Linked DNA regions of Homo sapiens: region 2 is linked to region 1. Evidence: chromatin loops called from intact Hi-C (ENCODE). Cell type or tissue: chondrocyte. All regions are shown on one strand. Each heading gives the region's core, and the rest is flanking DNA. Links, peaks and the distances in the headings are about the cores only. Region 1 has its middle 7.1 kb from the start of NPIPB15. Region 2 overlaps LOC107984827 (a long non-coding RNA gene).

Region 1 (10,533 bases), core at 2,529-10,528:
GTAGCTACTCGGCAGGCTGAGGCAGGAGAATGGCGTGAACTCGGGAAGCGGAGCTGGCAGTGAGCCGAGATTGCGCCACTGCACTCCAGCCTGGGCGACAGAGGGAGACTCCGTTTCAAAAAAAAAAAAAAAAAAAAAAAACCAAAACAAAACCAAAAAAAGAATGTTCCAGAAAATTGCCATTTATTTATCTAATAGGTACTGTTAAGCTAGAATATTTGAATTTTGAAGAAAATAGTAGCCGAGCATGGTGGTGGGCACCCATGATTCCAGCTCCTTGGGAGGCTAAAGCAGAAGCATCACTTGACCCCAGGAATTCAAGACCAGCATGGGCAACATAGCGAGACCCTGTCTTTAAAAACTTTTTTTTTTTTTTTTGAGACAGAGTTAGCTCTTGTTGCCCAGGTTGGAATGCAGTGGCGTGATCTCAGTTCTGATCTCAGAGGCGGGCGGATCACAAGGTTTGGAGTTCGAGACCAGCCTGACCAATATGGTGAAACCCAGTCTCTACTAAACATACAAAAATTAGCGGGGCATGGTGGTGCATGCCTGTAATCCCAGCTACTCAGGAGGCTGAGGCAGGAGAATCACTTCAACCCGGGAGGCGGAGGTTGCAGTGAGCCAAGATCGCACCACTGCACTCCAGCCTGGGCGACAGACTGAGGCTCCATCTCAAAAAAAAAAAAAGATTGTTCTCGAAGTCAGGGCTGACAACCCTCTCAACCACAGCAGCGGTGGTAGGGACAGAGAGGTCCGAACAGAGGAGAGGCACTGAGGAGACAGACCCTTTGAGGCTGGGTGATGAGCAGGAGGTGGAGGGAGAGGCGAGTGGGGAGACCAGGTGAGTCCCAGGTTTCTGGTGTGGTTGGCCATTCCTGGAACTGGAAATAGAAGGGGCTGATTGAGAAGACAGGATGAAGACACTGTTGTAGACGTGAGCCTACGGGGTTCCCAGATGTAGCTGCTCCAGAATTAGTTGGATAAGCAGAATAAGACCATTGACTTGCAAGACTGCAGTGAGTGAAGATTTCCTTAAGAAGGCGTAGGCCCTGATTTCACCATTCTTATATAATTGCACTATCAGACAGCCTTTATTTGAGCTGCAAAAAAGGCTACCTAGTAAACCAGCCCAAAACTCAGTGCCTTACAACAAAGCATTCAGTGCCATGCTCATGAGACTGTAGGTGACTATGGTCTAGCTGGACAGCTGTGTTTCAAACTGAGAGTCAGTAGGCTTGGACAGCTTTGTTTCAAACTGAGGGTCAGCAGGCTTGGACAGCTTTGTTTCAGGCTGAGGGTCAGCAGGCTTGGCTTCAGGCTGAGTTCAGGTCTGTTTCAAGTGCCTTTCACTTTCCATGATCCAACAGCTACTCAGGGCATAAACTTGTGACAAGGGCTGATGACATGCTCAACACCTCTTAAGGCCAATCTCCAGATCTGTACACTATGGCTTCTACCCACCTTAAAAAATAAGTTTGGTTGGCCAGGTGCAATGGCTCACGCCTGTAATCCCAGCACGTTGGGAGGCCAAGGCGGGCGGATCACAAGGTCAAGAGATTGAGGCCATCCTGGCCAACATGGTGAAACCCTGTCTCAACTAAAAAAAATTTATATATACAAAAATTAGCTGGGTGTGGTGGCGTGCTCCTGTAGTACCAGCTAATCGGGAGGCTGAGGCAGAAGAATTGCTTGAACCCAGGAGGCAGAGGTTGCAGTGAGCCGAGATCGTGCCACTGCACTCCAGCCTAGCGACAGAGCAAGACTCCATCTCAAAATAATAATAATAATGTTTGACTGAAGCCAACCAACATCAGTGGGACAGGAATCCTACTCCCCCCATTTCGTGCACTGCAAGGTCACATGGCAATAGGGAATGAGGAATTGAAAACAACATCCCATCTACCATAGCTAGCTGCGTTCCTTCCTGTTACACTGCCTGCTTTTTTCTGTCTCTGTATCCAGCCCTTACATCACCCAGTCTCAGATGCTTTCCTGGCCACCTGTCCTATGGCATAGTGCAAAGATCATTAGATTCAGATATTCAACATGGGAAGAGCTCCATTTCTGGTCCTTCCTCCTAGGTGTGTGATCTTGGAAAAGTCATGTTACATCTGTGTCTACTCTATCTGCTAAAATTTACTTCATGAGATTGCCAGAAAGATTACGTGAGCTGATACAGAAGGAAAAATTTTGTCCTATGTATTTTCATTAAGACCCAGTGCAAGTCTTCCCTCTTAAAAAAGCTTTAAATGACTACCATTTCTTCCCAGGACTCTTAGTTAACATCCGGTGGCTTCTAGATATAAGAGAAGTTCCTGGGCCGGGTGCCGCGGCCCACGCCTGTAATCCCAGCACTTTGGGAGGCTGAGGCAGGCAGATCACGAGGTCAGGAGATCGAGACCATCCTGGCTAACACGGTGAAACCCCATCTCTACTAAAAATACAAAAAAATTAGCCGGGCATAGTGGTGGGCGCCTGTAGTCCCAGCTACTCGGGAGGCTGAGGCAGGAGAATGGCATGAACCCAGGAGACGGAGCTTGCAGCGAGCCGAGATGGTGCCACTGCACTCCAGCCTGGGTGACTGAGCGAGACTCCGTCTCAAAAAAAAAAAAAGAGAGAGAAGTTCCAGGCCGGGTGTAGTGGCTCATGCCTGTAATCCCAACACTCTGGGAGGCCGAGGCGAGCGGATCACAAGGTCAGGAGATCGAGACCATCCTGGCCAACATAGTGAAACCCCATCTCTATTAAAAATACAAAATTTAGCTGGGTGTGGTGGCACACGCCTGTAATCCCAGCTACTCAGGAGGCAGAGGCAGGAGAATCCCTTGAACCAGGGAGTTGGAGGTTGCAGTGAGCCGAGATCGCACTACAGCAGTCTAGCCTGGCGACACAGTGAGACTCCGTCTCAAAAAAAAAAAAGAAGTTCCTGGCTGGGCGCAGTGGATCAAGAGATCGAGACCATCCTGGCCAACATGGTGAAACCCTGTCTCTACTAAAAATACAAAAATTAGCTGGGCATGGTGGCATGCGCCTGTAGTCCCAGCTGCTCGGGAGGCTGATGCAGGAGAATGGCGTGAACCCGGGAGGCAGAGCTTGCAGTGAGCCAAGATCGCGCCACCGTACTCCAGCCTGGGTGACAAAGCAAGACTCTGTCTCACAAAAAAAAAAAAAAAAAAAAAAAGTACTGATTGTTACTCGCAACATTCTTCTCTTCCCATGGTGTGAATGAGAACATCCCTGCTTTCCACACAAACACAGGCTCTCAAGCACACGAGAAGCATGCCAGGTGTCAGGTCCTTTCTGTGAAGTCGGTTGTAGGCAGATGTCCAGTCTACTGATGGCGACAAGAACTTCAGAGGGAGGAGGGAGGCCTTCCCCACAGCCATGCCGGTGCTGGAGGGAGGTAAGATAAACGCCTGCATCTTAGCGACCTCAGATCCAAATTCATTCTTACACTGTGGTAACATAGGTATGTCAAATGTTTGTCTGTACACTGTTTATCCTGTGTGGTAGCAAACACATTTACCAAGTCACTGCAGATGAATATTTCACAAGAGGACTTGACAAGCGTAATTAAAACGTCTGTTTAGGGCAGGACGTGGTGGCTCATGCCTCTAATCCCAGCACATTGGGAGGCCAAGGCAGGTGGATCTCTTGAGGTCAGGAGTTTAATGCCAGCCTCAGCAACATAGTGAAACCCCACCTCTACCAAAAAATACAAAAGTTAGCTGGGGACGGTGGAACACGCCTGAGGTCTCAGCTATTCGGGAGGCTGAGGTGGGAGAATCGCTAGAGCCCAGGAAGTTAAGACTGCAGTGAGCCGTGATTGCACCACTGTGCTCCAGCCTGGGTGACAGAGTGAGAGCTAATCTCAAAAAATAAAAATAGGCTGGACGCGGTGGCTCACACCTGTAATTCCAGCACTTTGGGAGGCCTAGGTGGGCGGATCATGAGGTCAGGAGTTTGGGACCAGCCTGGCCAACATAGTGAAACCCTGTCTCTAATAAAAATACAAAAATTAGCCCAGCGTGGTGGCGCACGCCTGTACAGTCCCAGCTACTGGGGAGGCTGAGGTAGGAGAATCGCCTGAACCTGGGAGGCAGAGGTTGCAGTGAACCGAGACCACGCCATTGCACTCCAGCCTGGGCAACAGAGTGAGCCTCCATCTAAAAAATAATAATAAAATAAAAACACTCAACCCCCTAGAAAAAATAGTGCATCAGTGGTTATGAGAACCTACTAAGGACAAGACCCATCTTTGACAATGAAAGGGGCCTTAGGACTTCCTTCCTTTTTTTTTTTTTTTTTTTTTGAGACAGTCTCGCTCTGTCACCTAGGCTAGAGTGCAGTGACACAATCTTAGCTCACTGCAACCTCCGCCTCCTGGGTTTAAGCAATTCTCCTGTCCCAGCCTCCCAAGTAGCTGGGATTACAGGCATGTGTCACCACGCCCAGCTAATTTTTGTATTTTTTAGTAGAGATGGGGTTTCACCATATTGATCAGGCTGGTCTCGAACTTCTGACCTCACGTGATCCAACTGCCTTGGCCTCCCAAAGTGCTGGCATTATAGGCATGAGCCACCGCACCCAGCCTGACTTAGCATTTTGGAGTGGAGGCCGATCATGGTGATGGAGAAGGAAATCAGGGACAGATCTATACCATTTGTTTGCTATTTACTGCACGTAAACAGAATGAAATCAACACATTAAGTATTTCACTTGATTTCATCCACCATCTCCTGCAGACAACCAGGTTTCTCCCAAATTCATGTGCCTGGAAATGGCTTGAACCAAATGGTTCATGAGGAAAACCTGTGATATTTTTCATGAAATTGCCACATCTGGGCATCAGGAAAGCCTTCCCCGAGAATGTCTCAAATTGGTCAGCCGTTTTCTCTTTTTTTAGACAGGTAGGTGTCCCCAAGCATTCAATCCTAGCTAAAATATGGAAGTATTTATCTAGCACAGGAGCCTATGGCATAGTTTCAGTCCACTGTCTGGCAGACCTCATCTGGGCTGTCTTTGTGTGATTTGACTGGCCAGTAAATGGGGTATAAACTATGTAGGCTGTGGCCTGGCCTTGTGACAGAGGGGTCCCTGGAACTTGACTGCCACTCCCTAAGAGCAGAAACCGCCTCTTTCTTGTACACTGCTGGATCCCATCATCCTGCACAGTGCCTGGCTACAGGTGGCCAGCAATAAAACACAAGATTGGGGCAGGCACAGTGGCTCACGCCTGTAATCCCAGGACTTTGGGAGGCTGAGATGGAAGGATCACTTGAAGCCAGGAGTTCAGGCCCAGCCTGGGCAACACAGTGAGCCTATCTCTACAAAAAAAAAAAAAATTTTTTTTAATTAATAAAACACAAGATTGGTTTGTGTGGTGAGACAGTATTGAATCCAACAAACGGGAACTGGATAGTGTGGCCCAAGATGCAATGGTGGCTGCAGCATGAGACCCTTATGCATATAATATTCAGTGGAAGAGGTGCCAGGCACTGTTCTGGGTGCTGAGAATAAAGCTATGCATAAGACTAAGGTTCTGTCGACAGAGATCGTGTCACACCAGTGGAAAAGACAGTCATCAAACTTATATCCTTGAGTCAGTGATGACTTCTAGAAGGAAAGAAAAGGCTGATGTGACGGTGAGGAAGGGATGAGTGGAGACTTCTCTGAGACTTCAGTGATTCCTCTTCCTCTGAGCTGAGCCAAGCTGAGAAGCTGAGAAGAGTAAGATAGGGCCGGGAACTCAGGTCCGTTAGTCCGTCCTCCGAGGTGGGGCGGGCCAGCAGAATGGATTTCCGATCTACTCTGTGAGAGCCTCGCCCAAGAAAGCCCAGAGCCACTTCCAAGATCCGCGCTCCCACGGCGATGAGAAGCGTTTTCCCCCGGGACTGCTTGGCTTAGGACTGGGGACCCACTGGCTTTGGAGTAAGCCCTGGCACGGGCCTCGAGGGAAGAAAGAACCCCCGCGCTCCCCACACTCCACAGGGCCTGCGATCATCTCAGATGTTCCGGTTCCACGTGCAGAAACCCCGCCGGTCCGAGGCCCGGGTTCTAAAACGGCCCTAAGAGTCAAGGCTTCCACAGCTCGCCTCTGAGGGTGGCAAAGAGGCCGCGGGGGCGGTGCCTCGCGAGACCCAAACAAGCCCACGTGGCAGGGGCGGGGCTCCGCGAGGGCGTCACGGCGCGCTCGGGCGCGGCTGAGGTCACGCGCCGGCGGTACCCGTGCCCGGGGGCCGTAAAGCGCGGAAGGTCGCGGTCTCGGCTTCCCCGGAACTTTTTGCTCGCTTCGCCCCGCCCCCTTCCCATCCCCGAACCCCGCTTTCCGGCCCGCGGCGACCGCCGGCAACTGTTGTGGCTGCCGCATTGCTCCCGCCGGGCTGTAGCTGAGCGCGGAGCCCGTGGGGGCCGGTGAGGTAAGGAGATAGCTTCGGGGCAACTCTGGCCTCCCCGTCCGCGCGGGCCTAAGCGCCCCGGGACCCCTGGGTTCCCCTCTTTCTCCTTTGGTTTCGCCCGGGGGTGGTCCCCGCTAGCTCACGCTTCCAGTGGGTTCCGCCTGGCCTCTCGCGAAGTCGCGTCCGGGCGGTAGTACTCGTCCCCGTAAGGTTGTCCGCTCGTGCCTTGGCTTGTGTCCTCGGCTACCCCTGGGCCTGCGCACCGCTCCTCCAGGAGCCTGCACCTCAGCCCCGATGCCAGGGCGGCCGGGGTGACCTCGGGCTCCCCAGTCTTGGGCTTGCACACCCCTGCGGCGCAGAGCCAACTCCAGCTTGTCTAGCCCGGTCCTCCATCCCTGCAGATGGAACTGTTTTCCCGCGTTGAGACGTGCGGTCCGCTTGTGCTTTCAGAACTAGTAAGACTGCTGCAGAGTCCGGAGGAAGAAGTCACCTAGAAAAGTCTGGGACAGGGCAGTAAGCTTCCTTCTTAATGTTTGACCTTTGGGGGCCGATGTGTGATACCTCGGATTTGAATCAAGAATCTCCAAGCCCATTTTCCGCATGCATGTAAACGTGATGTACCGGGATGGGGGCTGGTGGTGGAGGAGGAGCCAGCCCAACGGATATGCGTTTCCAGTGGCAGGGACTTGTGTTAATTTCTTTTTTCTTTTTTCTTTTTTTTTCTTTTTTCCGAGACGGAGTCTCACTCTGTCGCCCAGGCGGGAGTGCAGTGGCGCGATCTCGGCTCACTGCAACCTCTGCCTCCTGGGTTCAAGCAATTCTCCTGCCTCAGCCTCCCAAGTAGCTGGGAATACAGGTGTGCGCCACCACGCCCGGCTAATTTTTGTGTTTTTAGTAGAGACGGGGTTTCACTATGTTGGCCAGGCTGGTCTGGAACTCCTGACCTCGTGATTCGCCCGCCTCAGCCTCCCAAAGTGCTGGGATTACAGGCGTGAGCCACTGCGCCCGGCCAACTTGTGCTAATTTCTTAAACTTGCGTGATCACCTGGTGTACTTGTTGAAAAATACAGCTCCCTGGCGTGGCAGGATCAGAATCTGCCGAGGTGGACCGTGGGAATCTGTCATTTTTAAACAAGTGTCCCAGGTGGTTCTTTTGCTGAGGCAAGTGTGGGAAATGTGTGAACCCACGCTCATCCAGTCTTCCTTGTGACCGGCAGTCCACTGTGCGCAACGCTGCAGCCATACAGAGGGACTACTCGAAGTTAGAACTAGCACCTTGGTCTTGTTGGAATAAGCAGATCTGAGTAGAGCCAGCTGCAGTCTTATGGTTGTTTAGCAGAAGTTATTCTTCTTAGCAGAGAATATTATACGGTCATTTTCCAGAACTGTAAAAACTCTATCATTTGTTTTAAACCAGATGATGTGCTTCATTTCTGTCTTTGACGTCTTCAGTTTCTTCTCCCCTGGCTTTACCTCCTTTGCTATCAGTTTGTGCTTTGGTTTTGCTGCCAACCTTATAGGCTTAGGTTTGGCGGCAAAGGCACTAGACTCTGGTGCCTTCTTTTCCTTCGTTGTCTTAAGCCCTTCTTTTCCTCTGCCCTCATGCCCTCACCACTTCACTCTTTTGAAGGTCATAATGAACACAAGGTCAGAGATCCCTTTTTTGGCGCCAAGCACCCTGGGCTTTTTTGAGATGGAGTCTCACTGTGTCACCCAGGCAGTGGCGCGACTCTGCGCACTGCAGCCTCCATCTCCCTGGTTGAAGCAATTTTCCTGTCTCAGCCTCCTGAGTAGCTGGGACTACAGGTGCAAGCCACGACACCTGGCTAATTTTTCTGTTTTTAGTAGAGACGGGGTTTCACCATGCTGATCAGGCTGGTCTCAAACTCCTGACCTCAAATGATCCACCCACCTTGGCCTCCCAAAGTGCTAGGATTACAGGTGTGAGCCCCTGCGCCTGGCCTTTTTTTGTTTTGTTTTGTTTAAGACAGAGTCTCACTGTGTCACCCAGGCAGGAGTGCAGTAGCATAATCTCGGCTCACTGCAACCTCTGTCTCCCAGGCTCAAGCGATCCTCCTACCTCAGGAGTTCAGGACCAGCCTGGGCAACATAGTGAGCCCATCTCTACAAAAAAAAAAAAAAAAATTTAAAAAATTAATAAAACACAAGATTGGCCTGTGTGGTGAGACAGTATTGAATCCAACAAACGGGAACTGGTTAGTGAGGCCCAAGATGCAATGGTGGCCGCACCATGAGTACCTGGGACCACAGGTGCGTGCCACCACACCCAGCTAATTTTTTGTATCTTTGGTAGAGACGGAGTTTCACCATGTTTGCCAGGCTGGTCTCCAATTTCCGACCTCAAATGATCTACCCGCCTCGGCCTCCCAAAGTGCTGAGATTACAGGCGTGAGACATGGCGCCCGGCCTAAAGTTTTTTTTTAATTCCTCCTTAAAACTCATCTGTTACTGTGTTTGTTCTGCCACCTTTGCAATTCCCTTTCTCTGTTAGGGGAATGTGCTTAATGGTTCAGTCCTCACAGCTGTCCTTTCCTTACCATCTGCTTTTATTTGAAAGGTAGCGTGGAGTCATGATTAAATAGCCGGCCACTAATGCCAAATTGGCAGGGTTCTGCTACTCAACAGTTTGGTAGGACCTTGGGTGAGTCACTTCCACTTATCTGTGCCTGTTTCCTCAAGTGTAGAATAGAAATGCTAGTATCTACCTCATAAGGTTGTGAGGATTAAATTAGTTATATACATAGGCAGTATCTGGTGCATTGTAACTACTTATAAAAATATTAGCTTTAAAAATTATTGGCCGGTCACAGTGGCTCATGCCTGTAATCCCAGCACTTTGGGAGGCCAAGGTGGGTGGATCACCTGAGGTCAGGAGTTCGAGACCAGCCTGGCCAACATGGTGAAACTCCATCTCTACTAAAAATACAAAAAATTAGTCGGGCACAGTGGCGTGCGCCTGTAATCCCAGCTACTCGGGAGGCTGAGGCGGGAGAAACACTTGAACCTGGAAGGCAGAGGTTGCAGTGAGCTGAGATCACGCCTCTGCACTTCAGCCTGGGCGACAGAGTGAGACTCTGTTTCACAATAAATAAAAATAAAAATAATTCTCTCAGGTATTTAGATATCTCCTCAAATCTGGGGGTCCTACCTTTGATTTTTTCCCCCCATCTTCTTTGTTCTCTGTTCTCATTCATGCATCAACATATATTTCCTAGGTACCTATGCTGAACGCTGGGAAAATTGAGCAATTTATAAGGTTTCTGCTCTTAGTTCCATTATAATAGGGAAATAATAGGCCGGGTGTGGTGGCTTAGCCTGTAATTCCAGCACTTTGGGAGGCCAATGTGGGCAGATCACTTGAGGTCAGGAGCTCGAGACCATCCTGGGCAACGTAGTGAGACCTCACCTCTACAAATATTCATAATTTTAAAATTAGCTGAGTGTGATGGTACACATCTGTGGTCCCAGCTACTCTGGAGGCTGAGGTGGGAGGATCGCTTGAGTCTGGGTGGTTGAGACTGCAGTGAGCCATGATCATGCCGCTGTACTCCAGCCTGCATGACAGACCTCGTCTCAAAAAATAATAAAAAATAACTACCACTTACTGAGTGCTTCTTAGGTGCTTGTACCATGTTCTTCCTGCCTTGTCTGATTTAGTCTTTGCAGCAACCATGTGAGGTAGGTGTTTCTAGCCCGTGTTACAGATGAGGAGTTCAAAGCCTAGAGATTTAGTAACTTGCTGATAGTCATACAGCTAGTGAGAGGTGGGGATATTTTCAAACCCAGAACTGTCCGCCCCCAAAGCCTGGATTCCCTGCCATGCTGGCATGTTGCTTCTCTGATTGGCAAACAGACCATTGTGCAGTGTGGTAAGTTCTGTGCTGGGAGAAGTGTAGTGTGTTATAGGAGAACATAGAAAAGCCACCTAACCAAGTGTTGGAGAAGGAGGGGGAGATTGTCAGATAAGATGTCAAAGACAGGGCTGGGCACGGTGGCTCATACCTGTAATCCCAGCACTTTGGGAGGCCAAGGCAGGCGGATCACGAGGTCGGGAGATTGAGACCATCCTGGCTAACATGGTGAAACCCCGTCTCTCCTAAAAATTAAAAAAAAA
Region 2 (11,503 bases), core at 2,710-10,709, 62 kb before region 1:
GAAACCCCATCTCTAGTGAAAACAATTAGCTGGGTGTGGTGGCGGGTACCTGTAGTCCCAGCTACTCGGGAGGCTGAGGCAGGAGAATCACTTGAACCCAAGAGGTGGAGGTTGCAGTGAGCCGAGATCGTGCCACTACACCCTAGCCTGGGCAACAAGAGTGAGACTCTGTCTCCAAAAAAAAAAATAATCACTAGATGGGTGTCTTATTCTATTTGAGCTGCTATAACAAAATAACTGAAATTGGGTGATGCATAAATAATAGAAATTTATTTCTCACAGTTCTGAAGACTGGGAAGTCCAAGATCAAGGCAGGTTTGGTGTCTGCTATGGGCTGCTCTCTGTTTCTGAGATGGTATCTTTTTGCTGTATCCTCCAGAAGGAATGAATGCTATGTCCTCACGTGGTGGAAGAGCAGAAGAGAATGAGCCCACTCCTGCAAGATCTTTTATTAAGGACCCTAACCCCATCCATGAGGGCTCCAACCTTATGACTTAATTGCCTACTAAAGGCCCCAATTCTTAATACCATCACATTGTCCATTAAGTATCAATGCATGAATTTTGGGGGACACATTAAAACCAGAGCAATGAGCTTACTAGTAAAACAGAATTGAAAAAGAAAAGTCAGTGAAAAAAGAAAAAAATAGAAAAAAAAATTTTTTAAAAACCAACAAAAGAGTGAGTGAAGATGAAGTTGGATAATAGAAATAATGAAATCTGAAGGACAGAAAAAAATTGATAGGAAAGACAACATGGAAGAAAAATATTTAAAGAAATAATAACTGAAAACATCCCAACTTTAGTAAATAAGTTTACAGATTAAAGCTCAATAAGGTCAGACGCAGTGGCTCACGCCTGTAATCCCAGCACTTTGAGAGGCCGAGGCAGGCAGGTCACTTGAGATCAGGAGTTCAAGACCAGCCTGGTCAACATGGTGAAACCCCATCTCTACTAAGAATACAAAAATTAGCCACAAAAAAATGGTGGTGCATGCCTGTAGTCCCAGCTACTTGGGAGGCCAAGGCACGAGAATTGCTTGAACCCAGGAGGTGGAGGTTGCAAGTGAGCCGAGATCATGCCACTGTACTCCAGCCTGGGTGACAGAGTGAGACTCCATCTCATAAATAAATAAATATACTCAATAAGCCCCAAACAAAATAAATTTGAAGAGAACTATGCCTAAGCACCTCATGATCAAACTATTAAAAATGCAAAATAGTCTGGGCGCAGTGGCTCACACCTGTAATCCCAGCACTTTGGGAGACCGAGGCTGGTGGATCACCTGAGGTCAGGAGTTCAAGACCATCCTGGCCAAGATGGTGAAACCCTGTCTCTACTAAAAATACAAAACTTAGCCAGGCATGGTGGCAGGTGCCTGTAATCCTAGCTACTAGGGAGGCTGAGGCCAGAGAATTGCTTGAGCCCAAGAGGCAGAGGTTGCAGTGAGCCAAGATCTCAGCACTGCATTCCAGCCTGGGTGACAGAGCGAGACTCTGTCTCAAAAAAAAAAAAAAAAAAAGCAAACTGAGAAAATCTTGAAAACAGAGAAAACAACAAATTTAAGGCAGACAAGGATTTGAATGACTTGGACTTCTCATCAGAAATCATAGAGGCCAGTAGAACATCATTAGGGGTTGAAAGAAAAGAACTGTCAGCTCAAAATTCTATATCCACCAAATATATCATTCAAGAATGAAGGTGAAATTAAGACGTTTTCAGTTAAAGGAAAACTAACAGAAATGTAATTAGAGTATGTGGTATGCCTCAAGTAGTGATATTTGCATAATTAAAACAATGTAAACAATGAATATTGATTGAACCCCAGAAGGAAAAAACAATCAAATTTAAAGGATGGGTGGCAAGAGGGGCGATGAGTGTCTGTGTGGTCTGAAAGCAAAATCATCTTCCTAGTTAGTGGAGAATATCTGAAACCTGAAAACCAATAAAATAACAGTATGAGCATGAATTAATAGTTAATTACCATAAGAAAGAGCTCTAAGAGTTGAGAGTTATTACTCCTGAGGATTGAGAATTGCAAGGGTTTGGTGAGTCAGGGAGCTGCTGTTCATCATTATAAGCTTTGTAGTATTACTTGACTTCAAACTAGTATTTATATATCTGATAAAAATTAAATTCTAGCGGCCGGGCACAGTGGCTCACGCCTGTAATCCCAGCACTTTGGGAGGCTGAGGCAGGGGGATCACGAGGTCAGGAGATAGAGACCATCCTGGCTAACACGGTGAAACCCCATCTCTATTAAAACTGCAAAAAATTAGCAGGGTGTGGTGGCATGCACCTGTAGTCCCAGCTACTCATGAAGCTGAGGCAGGAGAATTGCTTGAACCCGGGAGGCAGAGGTTGTGGTGAGCCAAGATTACGCCACTGCACTCCAGCCTGGGCAACAGAGTGAGACTCCGTCTCAAAAAAATAATAATAAAAATAAATTCTAAAAATTAGCCACAAAAAGGTAGTGCCTTTAAGAAAAACACTAACCTGGTCCTATGTGAGTCAGCAGCCTTATTGGGTTGGATGGTCAGATGGGAGAACTAAGTTGCCCAAGGCTGGGCTGCTTCTCTGGAGAGCCCCTGTCATGGTTTCTCTCGGTGTCCCCATCCAAATCGCATCTCTAATTGTAATCCCCAGGTGTCGAGGGAGGGACCTGTAAGGAAGGGAAGGGAAATCATTGGATCATGGGGGCGGTTTCCCCCATGCTGTTCTTGTGATATGAGTGAGTTCTCACAAGATCTGATGGTTTTATAAAGCAGTTTTCCCTGCTCTGGCCGCCTTTTGCCTGCCACCATGTAAGATGTGCCTGCTTCCCCTTCCACCATGATTGTAAGTTTCCTGAGGCCTCCCCAGCCATACGGAACTGTGAGTCAATTAAACCTCTTTCATTTATAAACTGGTGCTGAGGGGTTCTGGGGCTGGAGGTTGCAGAAGGCTGCAGGCTGCACCCTGTCTACCTCTCTCGTTCTCTTGGCTCCTGACTGGATGAGTAGCTGCAGCTGGAGATCTGGAAGCCTGCCTGGAGGAGGAAAGCATGGCCTGGCTAGGCAAAGAGGATTTCACATCTGGGATGAGGTGTTGTACCAGATCATATGAAGAGAGTCTGTGCCTTATTTTATTACCTGAAGAATAGCGTTAACCCTTACTCCAAAGAGGATGGGGACCAGGCATTTATAAAGCATTTTGAGAAGAAAAAGTGGAGCCTGGAACAAGCAGTGTGTTGTGAGGCGCAGAGCTCTGGCACTAAGTGGACCTGGAGAGGAGAGGTCCTTTTCCTTGCCCGAGTCCTCACTTGCTGACGCTAGGATTTCTCCCTCCCATGATTCCACTAAGCTTTGGCTTAAAAGCTGTCAGGTAGTGGCTGGGTGCAGTGGCTCATGCCTATAATCCTAGCACTTTGGGAGGATGGCTTGAAGCCAGGAGTTCAAGACCAGCCTGAGCAACATAGTGAGACCTTGTCTCTACAAAAATTGAAAAGGAGCCAGGCACAGTGGCTCACGCCTGTAATCCCAGCACTTTGGGAGGCCAAGGCCAGTGGATCACCTGAGGTCAAGTGTTCGAGACCAGCCTGGCCAACATGGTGAAACCCTGTCTCTACTAAAAATACAAAAATTAGCTGGGCGTGGTGGTGCATGCCTGTAATCCCAGCTACTCGGGGGGCTGAGGCAAGAGAATCACATGAACCCGGGAGGCAGAGGTTGCAGTGAAGCAAGATTGCACCACTGCACTCCAGCCTGGGCAAAAGAGCAAGACTGTCTAAAAAAAAGAAAAGAAAAGAAATTAGCCAGGTGTGGTGTTGCACACCTGTAGTGTCAGCTACTCAAGAGGCTGGGGTGGGAGTGAGGCAGGATAGGTAGTTAAGGAAATGACCATGTTCTGGGAACGCAGCAAGCGTGGTGACTGTACAATCAACACAATAAGCCTCAGCATTCACATTGTAATCGAGCTCATTCAAGCAAAGCTGTCTTCAGTAGGCGATTGCCCCTGTAGAGAGCATGCACATTTTGATTTCACCTGTCCTCAAACCGACACACTGCTCATTTTAATAGTAAAAAATACACCCCTGGGTGGAGATTTAAGATGCTAAAGATGCCAGGTGCGGTGGCTCACACCTGTAATCCCAGCACTTTGGGAGGCCAAGGAGGGCAGGCCACTTGAGGTTGGAGTTCGAGACCAGCCTGGCTCTGCTAAAAGTACAAAAATTAGCCAGGGGTAGTGGCACGTGCTTGTAATCCCAGCTACTCAGGAAGCCGAGTCAGGAGAATTGCTTGAACTTGGGAAGTGGAGGTTGCAGTGAGCTGAGATCGCACTACTGCACTCCAGCCTCGGCGACAGAGTGAGATTCTGTCTCAAAAAAAAAAAAAGATGCTAAAGAGACATGCGATGTATAAACAAGCATGTACAACTACTGCACATGTGCACCAAGAAGACCACCCAGACCATGCCTACTAGTAACGCCTCTTCCCACCCACTTACGAATAATCATGAAAGGCTTCCAGAAAGGGAGCCTCCCTAGCGCCAGTCTTTGCTGTCTCATCCTTACGAATGCTGTTTCTCAGTGCACTGTCTATTCCATACTTAACTTTTTTTTTTTTTTTTTTTTTGAGATGCAGTCTTGCTCTGTTGGCCAGGCTGGAGTGCAGTGGCACGATCTCGGCTGACTGCAACCTCCGCCTCCTGTGTTCAAGCAATACTTCTGCCTCAGCCTCCCAAGTAGCTGGGACTACAGGCGCTTGCCACCATGCCCGGCTAATTTTTGTATTTTTAGTAGAGACGGCATTTCACCATATTGGCCAGGCTGGTCTCGAACTCCTGACCTTGTGATCCACCCGCCTCGGCCTCCCAAAGTGCTGGGATTACAGGCGTGAGCCACCATGCCCAGCCTATATATAGTTAACTTTCAAAATACTCTTTTCTTTACAGTAAATGACTCTATGCTGCACTTCTTTTGCTGTGTGTCTCTTGTTTAAATTCTTTTAAACCAAGAAGACAAGAACCAAGGCCTCACAATAGCTGTCAACAGGAGGGTCACTCCAGCCCAGGGGTCGAGGCTGCAGTGAGCTGTGATTGTGTCACTGCACTCCAGCCTGGGAGATAGAGTGAGATGCTGTTTTAAAAAAAACAAAAAAACAAAAAACTGCCCGGTAAAGGAGAATGTGGAATGGGTCACAAGTATGGGCTCTCCTCTCTGGATGAGACTCTAGCCAGCCTTCCCCATGTCTGCACCCTTTTCTGTGGCCAGCCGTCCTGGCCACCTTTGCTCTGCAAGGCTGGCAGCAGTTGGTCCCCGTGCAGATGGGCTGTGGAAGACTGGGCACAAAGCTTTCCTGTGAGGCTGCTGAAAGGTTCTAACCCAGACGATAGGTGCAGAGGTTGGGTGTTCAAACTGGTCACACAGTGGAGAGGTTCTGGAGCACAGCAGCAGAGTGGGCCAGCCAGTCTGAGGAGGAAATGAAGCACAAACTTCGAGCTACATGCAGGGCCCGGAAGATGCTGGAAAGCATAGGGCCCATGCTAGCCAATATCCCCAGGGGCCAGGAGGAGAGCTGCTCACATAGGATATGCACCCAGGGGCATGTCCTGGGCATGCAAAGATACCTCCCTGCAATCAGACCATTGCACCAACTCCCAGGCTGCATCCTAGAGGAAGTCTACACTAAGCCCACATAATTAGTAAACAGACACAAGGAGCTCGGTTAGAAGACATCAGTGCCAATGGCACTTGTGGACTCCAGCCCAGCGTTCATCACAAGCAACTGACCAACACACCTGGGCCTGGGTTATTTGCTTCTCGAGCTGAATGTTTCTGGGCCTCCTTGGGTCATTTCATTTTGCTCATCTCCAGTCATCTGTCACAACCTGGAAATCCAAGGGGATAGGCCATGCAGTTTGTCTTGCAAGAGTAATTTAAAAAGTAGGCTGGGTGCAGTGGCTCACACCTGTAATCCCAGCACTTTGGGAGGCCAAGATGGGTGGATCACCTGAGATTGGGAGTTCAAGATCAGCCTGGCCAACATAGTGAAACTCCGTCTGTACTAAAAATAAAAAAATTCAGCCAGGCGTGGTGTCAGGCACCTGTAATCCCAGCTACTTGGGACTTGGGAGGCTGAGGCAGGAGTACTGCTTCAACCCAGGAGGCGTAGGTTGCAATGAGCCGAGATCACACCATTGCACTCCAGCCTGGGTGACAAGAGGGAGACTTCATCTCAAAAAAAAAAAAAAAAAAAAAAGAAGGTAAAAAGCAGTTGTCATGTATGGGAAGATTTTTACAACAGGCCGCATATTTAATGTGCATTAGTTAAGTCTAAAAAAAAGGTGTGTCACTGCCCATTTTACAAGCAAGTAAGTGGATGCTGTGCTGGCTAATTTTATGTGTCAACTTTGCTAGGCTTTGGTGCCCAGACGTTTGGCAAACATCAGCCTAGATATTATTGTGAAGATACTTTTTGGATGTGATTAACATTTAAGTCAGTAGACTTTGAGTAAAGCAGTAAAGCCCTCCATAATATGGGTGGGCCTCACCCAATCAGTTGAAGACCTTAAGAGAAAAGACTAAAGTTCCCCCAGGAAGAAGGATTTTGGCTTCCAGACTGCCTTCAACTCAAGACGAGCAGCAACATCAACTCTTACCTGAGTTTCCAGCCTGCCCTGCAAATTTCAGACTTGCCGGTCTGCACAATCACGTGAGTCAATTCCTTATATAATTCTTCTCTATATAGAGAGAGACTAATACATACATCTGACAGTGTATCCAGAATATGTAAAGAAATCACACAGAGCAACAAAGAAAAGCCAGTGGAATCGATCTCCTGATGTTGTTGTTCGCAGGCCAGTAGGTGGCGCTGTGGCACGTGATCTGAGCCTCCTGGATTCACACAACTGTTCATGTGGAGAACCCAGTGCCGGGACACATTAGCACCCCAGTCAGGCTATGCGTCTCCCTCCCAAGGGTGCTCACCTGGTGTGGCCTCCATGGCACAGGGGGAGTGAGATGAGGCTCCTTTAGTACACCCTCCCTTGAGAAGAGCGACGTGTGCTTACCGTCCAGTGGCTTGTTCTCATGAAAGCCTCCACAGTTAGGGACCTTCAGATGCTTAGATCTGGGGTGTCACCTGACTCAAGCCCCTCAGAATCCCAGATTGTTGTGGTGGGTCAAGGGCATGGGGCTTTGGGTTTACTGGCCTGGGTCTGAATGCCAGCATTGCCTCTTCCTTGGTGTATACGACCTTGGGTGGTTACCTTTCCTAGGCCTCTGTTTACTTGTTTTAAAATGGACAGTGATGCCTACTTTATAGGGTTGTTATGAAACTCAAGTAATGAATATAAAATACTTGACCCAGACTGGCATGGTGGTTCACGCCTGTAATCCCAACACTGGGAGGCCAAGGTGGGAGGATCGCTTGAGCCCAGGAGTTCAAGACCAGCCTGGGCAACTTAGGGAGACCCCGTCTCTACCAAAAATAAAAAAATTAGCCAGGTATAATGGTGCGTGCCTGTAGTCCCAGCTACCCGGGAGGCTGAGGTGAAAGGATCGCTTCAGCCCAGAAGTTCAAGACTGCTATGAGCCGTGATCGTGCCACCGCACTCCAGCCTGGGTGACAGATCAAGGCCCTGTCTCAAAAAATAAATTAACAGGTCAGGCGCAGTGGCTCACACCTGTAATCCCAGCACTTTGGGAGGCTGAGGCAGGAGGATCGCTTGAGCCCAGGAGTTCAAGACAAGTCTGGGCAACTTAGGGAGACGCCGTCTCTACCAAAAATCAAAAAATTAGCCAGGTAGAGTGGTACGTGCCTATAGTCCCAGTTACCCGGGAGGCTGAGGTGAAAGGATCGCTTCAGCCCAGAAGTTCAAGACTGCAGTGAGCTATGATCGCGCCACTGCACTCCAGCCTGGGTGACAGATCAAGGCCCTGTCTCAAAAAATAATTAATTAAATACTTGACCCATTGCATGATCTTTCCATGCACGACAGCTGCTCTTCTATTATTCTTCCAGGATGAACTGCACAGCCTGCCCCCTTGGGTTTCCAGGTTGTGGGAGATGAGCAAAACTGAATGACCTCAGTAGGCCAAGAGCAAAGGATGTGGGTCCAGACCTGGTGGCCAGTTGCTTGTGACAGGAGCTGGGCTGGAGTCCCCAAGTGCCACTAGTGCTGACATCTTTTAACTGTGTTCATTGTGACTTGTTTATTTCTAAAAGTAACCACTGGTGCCTTGGTGCAGATGGAACTCCAGGTGCATGCGGTGAGTTAACCATGGTCTGGGGAGCTTTGTTTCCACGCCTAGGACATGCATCTGTGTGCATGATATGTGAGCTGATATAGCCATGCCTCTGGTGATTTGAACGCCTGCGCTTCCCAGCTGCTTCAGGGCCCTGAACATCGCTGGATGTTTGTACTTCATTCCCTCCTCAGCCCAGCTGGTCCCACTCCGCAGCTGTGCTCTAGGCATTTCATCTCAACTGGGTGATATATTTGAATACAGCAATTATAAGAACAGCAACCTCAGAAGAACATCTGGCATCCAGACCTCCCCAGCCTAGTTCCACAAGGTACCAACTTCCGTAAGCCTTGAAGAGCTAAGTAAGACATCTGGGCCGGGTGTGGTGGCTAATGCCTGTAATCCCAGCACTTTGGAAGGCCAAGGCGGGCAGATCACTTGAGGTCAGGAGTTCAAAACCAGTCTGGCCAACATGGTGAAACGCCATCTCTACTAAAAATACAAAAATTAGCCGGGTGTGGTAGTGCATATCTATAATCCCAGCTACTTGAGAGGCTGAAGGAGGAGAATCTCTTGAACCCGGGAGGCAGAGGTTGCAGTGAGCCAAGACCACACCACTGCACTCCAGCCTGGGCAACAGATCCCTTGGTATAGATACGGGGAGCTTGGGTGGTCTCATCACAGCAGAACCTCAGCTCTTGGCATGTTCTTTCCTTTGCTACCAGCTTTTGAAACTGAAGTGTAGCAGAGTCATGAACCAGACTTTGAAACATGAACCAGACAGAGAAACATTTTAAGAAGTAGCGGCTGACCAGGAGTTGGAGATTGCAGTGCACTATGATTGCACCTATGAATAGCCACTGCACTCCAGCCTGGGCAACATAGTGAGACCCCTATCTAAAAAAAAGAAAAAGAAGGGCCAGGCACGGTGGCTCATGATTGTAATCCCAGCACTTTGGGAGGCCAAGGCATGTGGATCACAAGGTCAGATCAAGACCATCCTGGCTCACACAGTGAAACCCCTTCTCTACTAAAGATACAAAAAATTAGCCGGGTGTGGTGGTGGGCGCCTGTAGTCCCGGCTACTCGGGAAGCTGAGGCAGGAGAATGGTGTAAACCCGGGAGGCGGAGCCGGGCGCGGTGGCTCACAACTGTAATGCCAGCGCTTTGGGAGGCCAAGGCAGGAGGATCGCTTGAGCCCAGGAGTTTTAGACCAGCCTAGACAACATGGCAAGACCCCGTCTCTACCAAAAATACAAAAAATTAGCCGGGCATGGTGGTGCATGCCCATAGTCCCAACTACCTGGGACGCTGAGGTGGGAGGATCACCTGAACCCCGGAGCCGTGAGCACACCACTGTACTCCAGCCTGGGTGACAGAGTGAGACCCTGTCTGGAAAAAAAAAAAAAGTAGCTGGGTATGGTGGCACGTGCCTATCATTCTACCTGCTCAGGAGGCTGAGGCATGAGGATGGCTTGAGCCCAGGAATTCGAGGCTACTCAGCAATTATGGTACCACTGCACTCCAGCCTGGGTGACAAAGTGAGACCCTCAAATAAAACAAAATAAATTGGCCATAAATGTAAGAGTTTTTTCCTGTATTGTTCATTCTGTTCCTTGATCTATATGTCTTGTCCTTTTTCCATATCTTATAGATGTGATTACTAGAAGTTTCATAGCAAGTTTTGAAATCAGGTAGTATACATTCTCCAGTTTTATTCTTTTTCAAATGTGTTTTGGTTATTCTAATTCCTTTGCGTTTCCATGCAAATTTTAAGATCCAGTTTTCAAATTTTTTTTGAGATGGATCTTGCTATATTGCCCAGGCTGGTCTCAAACTCCAGGGCTCAAGGGATCCTCTTGCCTCAGTCTCCCAAATAGCTGGGATTACAGGCGCATGCCACCAAACCTGGCCTCTCAATTGCTTTAAAATAAACACAACAACAACAAAAATCTTTTGGAAGTTTGATGGGCATTGCATTGAATTAATAGACAAATTTGGGGAGAATTACCATCTATCTTAACAATATTGAGTTTTCCCTGGCCAACATGGTGAAATCTGTCTCTACTAAAAATACAAAAATTGGCCAGGTGCAGTGGCTCATGCCTGTAATTTCAGCACTTTGGGAGGCCAAGGTGGGTGGCTCACTTGAGGTCAGGAGTTCAAGACCTGCCTGGCCAACATGGTAAAACCCTGTCTCTACTAAAAATACAAAAATTAGCCGGGTGTGGTGGCGGGTGCCTGTGATCCAAGCTACTTGGGAGGCTGAGGCAGGAGAATCACTTAAACCGAAGGGGTGGAAGTTGCAGTGAGCCCAGATCGCGCCACTGCACTCCAGCCTCAGTGACAGAGTGAGACTCTGTCTCAAAAAAAAAAAAAAAGAAAAGAAAAGAAAAAAAAGAAATTAGCTGGACATGGTGGCAGGTGCTTGTAATCTCAGCTACACGGGAGGTTGAGGCAGGAGAATCACTTGAACCCAGGAGGCAGAGGTTGCAGTAGGAAGAGATCACGCCACTGCAGTCCAGCCTGGATGAATGTGAAATGTCTATGCATTTTTTTAGATCTTTAGTTTCTCTCAGCAATGTTGTTTTACAGTTTTATGTGTATGGATTTTTTTTTTTTTTTTTTTTTTTGAGAATGAGTCACTCTGTCGCCTAGTCTGGAGTGCAGTGGCGCAATCTCGGCTCACTGTAACCTCCGCCTCCCGGGTTCAAGCAATTCTTCTGCCTCAGCCTCCTGAGTAGAGTAGCTGGGATTACAGTTGCCCACCACCACGCCTGGCTAATTTTTTGTATTTTTAGTAGAGATGAGGTTTCACCATGTTGGCCAGGCTGGTCTTGAACTCCTGACCTCAAGCAATCCATCTGCCTCGGTCTCGGAAAGTGCTGGGATTACAGATGTCAGCCACCGTGCCTGGCCATGTGTGGAACTGTTTCCTCAATTTCATTTTCGGATTGTTTATTGCCAATGTGTAGAAATGCAGTGGATTTTGGTATGTTAATTTTGTATTCTGAGACCTTTATTCTAGTAGGGTTTTTTTTTTTTTTTACACATTCCTTCGGATTTTCTACAGTAGAATTATGTCATCTGCAAATGAAGATAGTTTTACTTCTTTCTTTTCAGTGTGGATGCCTTTAATGTCTTTTTCTTAACTTATTGCACAAATTGCGCATTCAATAGTACAATGTTTAGTGGGACCGGTGACAAAAGACATCCTTGCCTTGTTTTGATCTTAGGGAGGAAAGTCTTTGGTCTCACTGTTAAGTGTGATATTAGC

The links. Hi-C counts contacts between places; a loop is a spot of excess contacts. Peaks named below come from ENCODE experiments on the same cell type or tissue, not always from the same donor. Only the 100,000 strongest peaks of a DNase experiment are listed, where the experiment ranks them.
Region 2: it touches region 1 in a loop (2.3-fold over the local background); 6 of 110 quality-filtered maps call a loop at or near these places.

The regions. Positions count from the first base shown.
Region 1 is chr16:74,363,951-74,374,483 of GRCh38, reverse strand. It overlaps the pseudogene PDPR2P. Among named protein-coding and RNA genes, the nearest start is that of NPIPB15, 7.1 kb to the left of the region's middle. RefSeq lists an enhancer at 5,939-5,988 and silencers at 6,019-6,270, 6,049-6,338. In chondrocyte, for the core only: no CTCF peak of the experiment used is centred there; DNase peaks (open chromatin) are centred at 6,253 and 6,663.
Region 2 is chr16:74,425,601-74,437,103 of GRCh38, reverse strand. LOC107984827 (a long non-coding RNA gene) reads right to left here. Exons shown (of 3, transcript XR_001752253.3): 2 at 2,496-2,661; 3 at 1,532-1,934. Among named protein-coding and RNA genes, the nearest start is that of CLEC18B, 9.9 kb to the right of the region's middle. RefSeq lists an enhancer at 5,342-5,895. In chondrocyte, for the core only: CTCF peaks have their summits at 6,595 and 6,805 (motif pointing right); no DNase peak of the experiment used is centred there.